2 separate regions of the Homo sapiens genome follow, and region 1 is linked to region 2. Evidence: chromatin contacts called from ENCODE Hi-C or POLR2A ChIA-PET data. All regions are on one chromosome and are shown on one strand. Each heading gives the region's core, a stretch centred on a gene start or an enhancer-like site at or near the end of the contact. The rest is flanking DNA. Distances are from core to core; before and after follow the strand shown. Region 1 has its middle 180 kb from the start of ZNF608. Region 2 has its middle 44 kb from the start of ZNF608.

The links. Hi-C counts contacts between places; a loop is a spot of excess contacts on that map. ChIA-PET counts read pairs that join two places held with the same protein, here RNA polymerase II (POLR2A). Pooled maps may share reads with other maps.
Region 1: a loop to region 2 is called in a map with no recorded cell type, with 2.0 times the contacts of the local background. The contact joins two enhancer-like sites. A Hi-C loop is called at or near these places in 5 of 37 single-sample maps with no recorded cell type and 2 of 50 pooled maps. POLR2A ChIA-PET finds 5 or more read pairs at or near these places in 2 of 52 experiments (OCI-LY7 and activated B cell).

Annotation. Positions count from the first base shown.
Region 1 is chr5:124,920,266-124,924,749 of GRCh38, reverse strand. No RefSeq gene overlaps it. Among named protein-coding and RNA genes, the nearest start is that of ZNF608, 180 kb to the right of the region's middle. RefSeq lists enhancers at 1,460-1,569, 3,245-3,334. Within about 2 kb of position 1,374, at least 4 of the 41 ENCODE cell types and tissues checked have a DNase peak (open chromatin) inside an H3K27ac peak, as active enhancers do.
Region 2 is chr5:124,788,276-124,792,805 of GRCh38, reverse strand. No RefSeq gene overlaps it. Among named protein-coding and RNA genes, the nearest start is that of ZNF608, 44 kb to the right of the region's middle. Within about 2 kb of position 1,684, at least 3 of the 41 ENCODE cell types and tissues checked have a DNase peak (open chromatin) inside an H3K27ac peak, as active enhancers do.

The DNA of each region.
Region 1 (4,484 bases), core at 125-2,624, 130 kb before region 2:
ACCTTCAGTACCCCTCTTGCCCACCTTTCTCATTTCTTTTATTCTATACCCCTTTTCACTTTTTGATATGTGATATAAATTATTCATTGATATTTATTATCTGCCTCTCCTCATTTCCACTCCAGTGGAATGTTCAGCTTCAAGGGGGCAGGGACTTTTGTCTGTTTCGTTCACTGTTGTATCTCAGTTTTAGAACAGTATGTGGCAAACAGTAGTCACTCAGTGAATATCTGCTGAATCAATGAATGAATCAATCAATAAATACTATTATAAGGCCAGGTGCAGTGGCTCACACCTGTAATATCAGCACTTCGCGAGGTCAAGGTGAGAGTATTGTTTGAAGCTAGGGGTTTAAGGCCAGCCTAGGCAACAATGCAAGATCCTGACTCTACAAAAGTAAAAATAAAAATTAGCTGGGCACAGTGGCACATGCCTATAGTCATAGCTACTCAGGAGGCTGAGGGGCTGAGACAGGAGAATCACTTGAGCCCTGGAGTTCGAGGCTGCAGTGAGCAAGACCCCAACTCTAAAAAAAATAATAATAATTTAAAAAAATTCTTTAGAAATACTATTATAAGCCTTTTATTTAGGGTTAGGAAGTAATCTCCAGAAGAAGAACTAAAAAATAAAAAGGTCTTTGCTGCTAGTAATAGGCCTGAGTGTGGAGGAGGGTACTTTTCTTTATAAAGTACTTTCTTATACTACTTGATGGTTTTTATCATGTGCATGTATTACTGTGATAAAATTTCAAAAAACTTTTGAATATGCCCCTGTGCCTGGAAAAATCATAGGATAACAATGCAGGAAGCCTAGCCAACAACAATTTGCTTTATAGTAAATTGCTCTAAATCTGTTTTGAGAGCAAACTATTGAATCTGCTAATGGTACATACAGATGGTGCAAAACAATAAACTTCTTTTGGGTGTTGGGTGTAATTTTAAAGAGTATCTTTTATCATGCTTTAAAGCAACTTCAATCTATTTATATGATCAAGCTTCATATTATTATGTTAAGTTCCAAATATTTCACAATGGGTATAAAATGCACAGGGATGTCATTATTCAAGACTTTATATAAAACATGATTTATTGATTCTCTAAATGTGGGTGGAGAAATAATGGAAATAATTTTTCATATGCTGATAACTGACATATGTGAATGCTTGCTAATTTGAGGGAGGTAGGAAGGAAAGGATGGAAGTAACAAAAATAATTTTGTCTAAGGTTGCAAGTGACATAAATTCAAACAATTGCTTTTTCAGTCTTCTGGCTTGCTCTATTCAATGTTTGCTGAGCTTTAGAGAAGGCTGAATCCCACCATGGCAAACTGCCATCTTTGTCAGAAGCAAAGAGCTGTTTACATTCAAGGCACATAATAAGTGCAATGTGAAGTGAAAAACAGTGTGAGTTCTATTATGGCTGATTAGCCCATTGTACACTGTTACAACTAACATCTTCCTTGTGCTAAAAATAGTGTGAAGTCACGGGACCTCAAGCAGCATGATCCATCAGTACTGTACTCTTTCACAAGATTGCCAACAAAAGCTGCCTCTAACTCCCCAGAAAACTAAAAGGGCCACTTATTCACTTCAGTTGTCCTCCAAAATATGTAGTTTATCTGAGCTGTTAGGAAACCTGTCAGAAAATGAGGTGCAGGGAATTGACAGTGTCCAAAAAATAGATTTGTCTTCTCTGCTGTTTCCTTTTGAAAACTAGATCCTTAATACAAGCATCATAAAAGTCAGCTGGTTGCTGTTAAACTTGCATTGTTAGCTGCTTCTTAATCACAGTAGTGGTGGAATTAGTGCATATTTTGATGCATTGGCTACCAGTAGCCCAAACAAATAAATAAATCTCCCTGAAGTGACAGAAACAGGAGGCAGTGGTTTGAATAAACTCTGAGTCCTAGGTCATTTCATCACCAAGTCAATAGCCCTTCTCGTTGAAGGGGGGAAAACAAACTGCTTTCTATTCTATTGAAAGCCTGGAAGAATTTGCACCACAGTAATCCTAAATCCAGAGGCAATCTATTAAGAACTCAGCATTACCAATCCTGAGACTCAACTGATAAGCACATTCTTTTCCCCCCTTCCACATTAATCCTCTTAAAGACTGTGCTAAGTAATGAAAAGGTGCGATGAAAGAGGCCCCCCTTTTTTATTACAACCATATAAACTGCTTGTGTAAATGTTTCATTAACAAACTGCTGGACTCATATTTAATTTCCTTGGCCTTCCTCCCCGTTCCTCCCGGTACGGTGCTCCTGGGTATGGCATGACTAAATGTGTGATTTACACGTTTCAGAGAAACATTCCCACACTTGAATGCTGTAGCATGACAAAGGAAAGGGAGGGGCTGAGAGAGAGGTGTTGAACCTATTGTAGACATTTTAATTTACAATTCTCTTTTTATGGGCTTTAAAAAGATGAATGACTTGCACTCACTTATCAGTTTATGTTTCATTTCTCAGTTCTTTCTAATAAGTACTGGTCTGCATGTAAGTGCCTTTGGCTCACTCATTTGAGGCTGACCCTTTTGAAGACATAGATATTCTAACATACTAAGAAGAAAAGGAAGATGAATTCCAATGTATATCCAGTGTGCAAAGAACTCTTCTGTGAACAACATAAAGGCCAAAATACATGGCTTACCTTTACTTTGAATATGTCAAATGATGCGGGATGTTTTGTGGAAATATACATCCTGTGTTTTTCCCCGAGGTCATCTAGTTACAATCTGATGTTTTGTTGCTTTAGCTAATCTGGTAAATCCTAACAATGCTTTCATTATCTATTTTAATGGTGGCATCTTAGTATAAAATTAACTTTCCTTTCAGACAAGCAAGATATGCCTGTGGCACCTACTGAATTCGTCAATATCCAGTCACAGGATGTATGAATGTAACTTGAAGATACAGAATCAGTCACTTACAAGAGTAGTTTAAGTTAAATCATGATACAGGAAAAACAGGTTATCACATCCAGACGAGTGCCACTGGGCCAAATTCTTAGAAAATGCATTTACCTTGTATTTGAAGAGATTCCAAACTTTGAAAAATTAATACATCAGTAAACCAAATAGAAATGTAGCCTCTTTATAATACAAGCGTCTTTCCCTGGGTGTCATTCATGTAATTTCAGTTTACTGTGAGCACTCCGGCTGCAGCTGGGGTCACTTGGTCTGGGGAAGAACCGTATCTGGGTCAGTGTATGTAGTTTTGTCTCTAGCGGCGACTATGGTCTCGTTTCAAAGTGAATACATTCATCTGGATCAACAATGCCCTGGGGAATAAACGCTTAAATGTATTCAACCTTAGGAAGAGCTGAAAACATCAATACCTTCATAAAGCCACTTTGATTTGTATTGACTATGGTTGTGCTGCTAATTCATATACATCATTGTTTACTTCACAGAGCTTTTAACATGACTTTTGATTTATAGAAAAAAGTGATTCAATTTCTACCAAGAAGTGGTGAGCTCAGACCTCCCCCAGATTCTTACTTTCTCTCTGATGTGACAAAATTGAAAGAGGAACTATCTTGTCACAGCATAAATAAATTGCTGTCAAACAGCTTATGTGCACTTTTCTTTTAACTTTCATGGTCACAGGTAATAGCAAAGTAGAACGTCCAGATTAAGGGGAATCAATTATCTAAGCATGTTATTAATGTGTTCACAGCAAAAACCATTGATTAACACTGGAGCAAAGACTGTGAGCTAGATGCACTTTCTACTTAGAAGATCTGTGTTAGGCAAAGAAGAAAATTCAACGTACACAGCCATATTCTGCCATTTGTTTAGTGACAAGCCCTAAAAGGTTTTGTTTACAGAAACCACTTGGGCAGACTGCAAAGCTCCACAAATAATGGAACCTGCCTTTAGTAAGAGTTTTAGTTTTGTTTATTTGTTTGATGCTATGTCAAATGGAGAGGAAAAATTCTTTTCTAGCAGCTTATTTATTTCTAAGCCATGAAAATAAATGGCTTTAAAACAAGCTAAATGGACTGAAGTGACTAGAACTGGATTTTGTGGTTTATTGATTAGTTCCCAAACTTATATGAGAATTGAAATATCTTGGATTTTCATGTGTTGAAGTCTTATCCAGAAGTGCAGTAGAGCAAAGATGTTCATTTTGTCAAGAAAAATGTTCGTTGCTCAAGAAGTTGCAGGAAAATAATATTTAAGCAGACACAGAATTGAGAATATAAGAAGACAAAATGAGAATATGATAGCTGGTGTCACTTCTTGGCTATGCATAGACCTGAAAGCACAACATATCTATGGCCCAAGAAAAATTCACAGTTCTGATGCAGACAAACTTAGAAAGCCTCGAGACAGCCCAGACTCGTCAGCATCTCACAGTTAATTAAAGAAGTGAGTGAAGGCATCAAGGCTTGCTCCCTTCTGCCTGAATAATTCACTGCCTGTATCCATTATTAAAACCCGTTACTTCACCACAATGATTCCCAGCTCGAGATGGATTGG
Region 2 (4,530 bases), core at 435-2,934:
AAAAAGCATGTGATCGGCCGGGCGCGGTAGCTCACACCTGTAATCCCAGCACTTTGGGAGGCCGAGGTGCGCGGATCACAAAGTCAGGAGATCGAGACCATCCTGGCTAACACGGCGAAACCCCGTCTCTACTAAAAATACAAAAAATTAGCCGGGCGTAGTGGCGGGCGCCTGTAGTCTCAGCTACCGGGAGGCTGAGGCAGGAGAATGGCGTGAACCCAGGAGGCGGAGCTTGCAAGTGAGCCAAGATGGCGCCACTGCACTCTTGGCCTGGGTGACAGAGGGAGACTCCGTCTCAAAAAAAAAAAAAAAAAAAAGCATGTGATCATCCACATTTTATCTCAGGCTCCTTAAAAAGAGGAAAAGGAACTTATGTCTACTAAAAATTATTGTGTGTGAATGTCCTACAAGAGTTCTAGGAGTTACTCTACTATCAAGATGTTTAGGAATTTGTCCATATTGAACAACATTCCTTCCTTAAAATGTCTGGCTATCATTCCATATCATTGTTGATTTCAGATTATTTAAACTCCATCAAAAACACGTCAGCTACCACTTGCAGCCTCAAGACTATACAGTTGTCCCTCAGTATCTATGTGGAATTGTACCAAAATCTGCACATGCTCTGTCCCTTGCACAGAATAACCTAGTATTTGCATATAACTTACACACATTCTCTCATATACTTTAAGTTATCTCTAGATCACTTATAATACTTAATACAATGCCTACACATCACCACATTCACGTGAATTCAACACAATGCTCGGCGGGTGGCAAATTCAACTTTTGCTTTTGGCAATTTTGTGGGTCTTTTTTTCCCCAACATTTTCAACCCGAGGTTGATTAAATCCATGGATGTGGAACCCAGGAATGTGGAGGACCAACTGCATACACAGATGTTACACCATTTTTAGAGAAAAGCTTGTACATTTTCAAAAAGTATTTGTGGTTAGTTTATTAACATTATTTAAATAATAACACAACCAGAGTTGATTTGCTGCCACTACCTTGGAAATATTTAAACATTATTAAAACTAAGCTACACATTCTAGTTTTATCTCTAAAATTAATGCTTTTAGGCTCAATTTATGCCTGTCAACAAGTAATGATCATAGATGTGAGCTGGCTCATAATCCAGAGGTACTAGGTTACAATGTGTTACCATGGAAACTGTGTTTTATTGCATTCTCTCTTCTTGATTTAAGGCATTTGACAATCATAGCAACTGTTTGCCAGTCTTCTCACATCATAAAAAATTCAAAACCACAAACAACCAATAGAAAAAAAAAAAGAAAAAAAGAAGGAATATCCTCTACTGTTCTCAGACCCCTCTAGAAACATAAAAAGGAAATGACAGCCTTATATTTAACACGAACCTTTTGTGAATAGTTTATCTCTTAGAAAGTCTAAATGTGTTGGAAAATTCAATCAGTGGTTAGTCATCGAATGGACCTGTCTGCCTATGGTTCATTTTGTTTATTGCATCATATATCTTTTATGATCACTGGGACTTTAGCCTGAAACAGCATTTTCTTTAACAAGGACCGTGTTTCCTTTAACGTTGTTTATTGCATCTGAAACATTACTCTTTGAAATCATGGTACATTTTCCATCGAGCAAAGGTCTGCAACCGAATCTTGCATGAATGTGTTTATTCAGGAGCTAGAGCAGAGGGGGAAAAAAAAAACCACCTTATCCAGTTCATGTAACATTAATCACTTTGCCAGTGTTCAGCTGAGGTCATTGCCACATTCCTAGCAGTATTAAGGCAAGTCAAGATTAATCACATACATTAAACCTTGGAAGGGGAGCACGTGAAAGGGATCTCAAATTAGACATGTCTTAAAAGACAGAGAAGGGACTGTAGCTAAATGGGTTTACCTTGCTGCAGTCTGTCTTGGATATAACTTGCTCGCTTTTACCACATGTAGTCATACAACTGCTATGAATCTGTAGGCCTTTTTCCTATTTCTGAAAGCTTATAAGTCAAATTTAAGGTCTTTCTGAGCATTCAAAATAAAGACTCATTCACCAAACATCTTTTAGTACATACTAAACACCAGGCACCTGCTAGGAGCTGTCCATGCCAAGATGAATGAGACATAGCCCTCCCTCTCTCTGCCTCCTCCAATAAGTGCATAACCCAACCAGGAGCACTAATACCACTAATACCATGTGCACTGGGAACATGATTTGGTGTGAGTACAGAAGGGAGAATGGCTGATTGTGATGGGAAATCAGAAAACACCGAAGTTAACTTCAGACAGGGAGAAAGATGAGAAAAGCAATCTAGACATAGGAAACAACATAAAGCCTTAGTGAGTGTTCATAGACTGATGAGTAATCTGTTGGGGCTGGGGCAGAAAGCAAGACTGTGTAGGAGAGTTGGAAGGCGTGGTAGAAGATGAGATTGTACAGTATCTTGGAGCCAGATTGCAAAAGTCTTTGAACATGTACTTTATTCTAAAAGGAATGAGAAAACTGTGAAGAATTTGAAGCAGAAAAGTTAGAATAATCAGATTGTATTGGAAAATGATTATTTGGGGCAAAGGCAGGTTGGATGGCAGATTAGTTGGTAAGAAACTAGAATCACTGTCTCCAAAGTGGAAGAGAGTACAAGTCATCCAGAAAAGCCGTGATAACAGCTTAAACCCATAGAGTGGAGAGAAACACTGTGGAGCCAGATATGACAGAACTAGTCAATAGAGTTCCGGAAGGGAGCCAGAGGGTGGACGGTGGAGCAAAAGGAATCTAAGAAGATGCCAAGGGATTTGGTTGTGTCAAATAAGCAGATGATAATGCCATGGACCAAGGCATGGAAGGTCATGGGAATGGTGATTTCTGTTAGGATGTTATGGCACTCATGAGTGACAACAGGGCTGGATACATTGATTTGGGGGTCATCAACTTATTCTTGATTGTTTAAGTCATAGAGGAAGATAAGACTATTACAGGCAAAAAAGTAGAAAAAGAAGGAGAGAGAGTCCAGGGAATATTTTATGGGAGAAAAACTATTTCCCATTTTTTTGTGATAGTTTTTACATTAAGAAAAACATTAGAGGCTTGAGGAATTTTTATGTTTTTTTTTTCTATTTACAAAGTAAACTTGAGACATAGAATAATAATTTCTTAAAGACAAAATTTGAGAATAAATATTAGATTGAAAATATTTTATATTGGTTGCTTATATATAATGCAATCTGTATTTAAGATGCTAGTGGGCTCATATTTATAGAGTAATGTTTCACATAAGAGGCTAACATTATTTTGAACCATTGCAGCTTTAAATGTTCATAATATGCATATTTAAATATGTGCTTATATTGTAGGTGACAGATTTATACACTTCCCATGTCAACCATCCTACACTTTCATTAAAGATTTGCTTATTTTTAAAAATACATTTTATGCTCCCATAAAAAGAGGAAATTAAATCGTAAAAATACACACAAAGTTAGTGTTTACAGTCTAACTACTACTGACGCAAGAACCATCTGAGTCAGTGTTGTCTTTCCCCAGTTGAGTGTGGAGAGAAGGCCCAGGTTAACAGCTTAGTCTCTGCTGATGGAGATTTGAATTGCAATGACTGAATTTTCACTTAAACCTAAATATAACAAATGTGAAGTACGAAAGTATGATCTTCTAATAGAGCAGAAGACTGAAATCATATTCATCCGTGCTTTGCCTCATCTTTGTTAATACTGAAAATTAAGAACTGTTAATCATCCAGTAGCAAGAAACCATTGGAAAAATAATAATTTTATGTTAAATTCAGAAGGAAGATTTATACTTTTCAATGAGTTTTCTGTGAACTCATACAATAATTCATTCATTCATAAGTACTCACCAAGCAGCCATAATGTGTCAGATGCTATGAGTGGATAGAAGTTGGTGACACAGGCTGGGCGTGGTGGCTCACGCCTGTAATCCCAGCACTTTGGGAGGCTGAGAAGGGCAGATCACGAGGTCAGGAGTTGGAGACCAGGCTGACCAACATGATGAAACCCCGTCTCTACTAAAAATACAAAAATTAGCCGGGCATGGTGGCGTGCGCCTATAATCCCAGCTACTTGGGAGGCTGAGGCAGGAGAATCGCTTGAACCCAGGAGGAGGAGGTTTCAGTGAGCTGAGATCGCGCCACTGCACTCCAACCTGGGTGACAGAGCAAGACTCTGTCTCAAAAACAAACAACAAACAAACAAACAAAAAAGAGAAGATGGTGACACAATCCTTGCACTCAAAGAGTGAATACTCTACTCTTTGGGAAAGGATAAGATAAATTCTTAGGTTGCCATTGTGATTGGCTGGACACACTGTGTTTTGCACAACTTCAGGGGGACCCATTTACATATAGATTACAATGTAGCCCCGAAGAGACTCTAACCCTGCCTTAAACCAATTGGCATACCCATCTCCCTGGCTACAGTGAAGAGCTCAGGGATGAATGTGTGACCCAATCAGAGCCAATGAGATGTGAAGAGATGTTTGCTGAGACTTTGGGAAAAAGAAGCTCCCTCACTCTTCCTG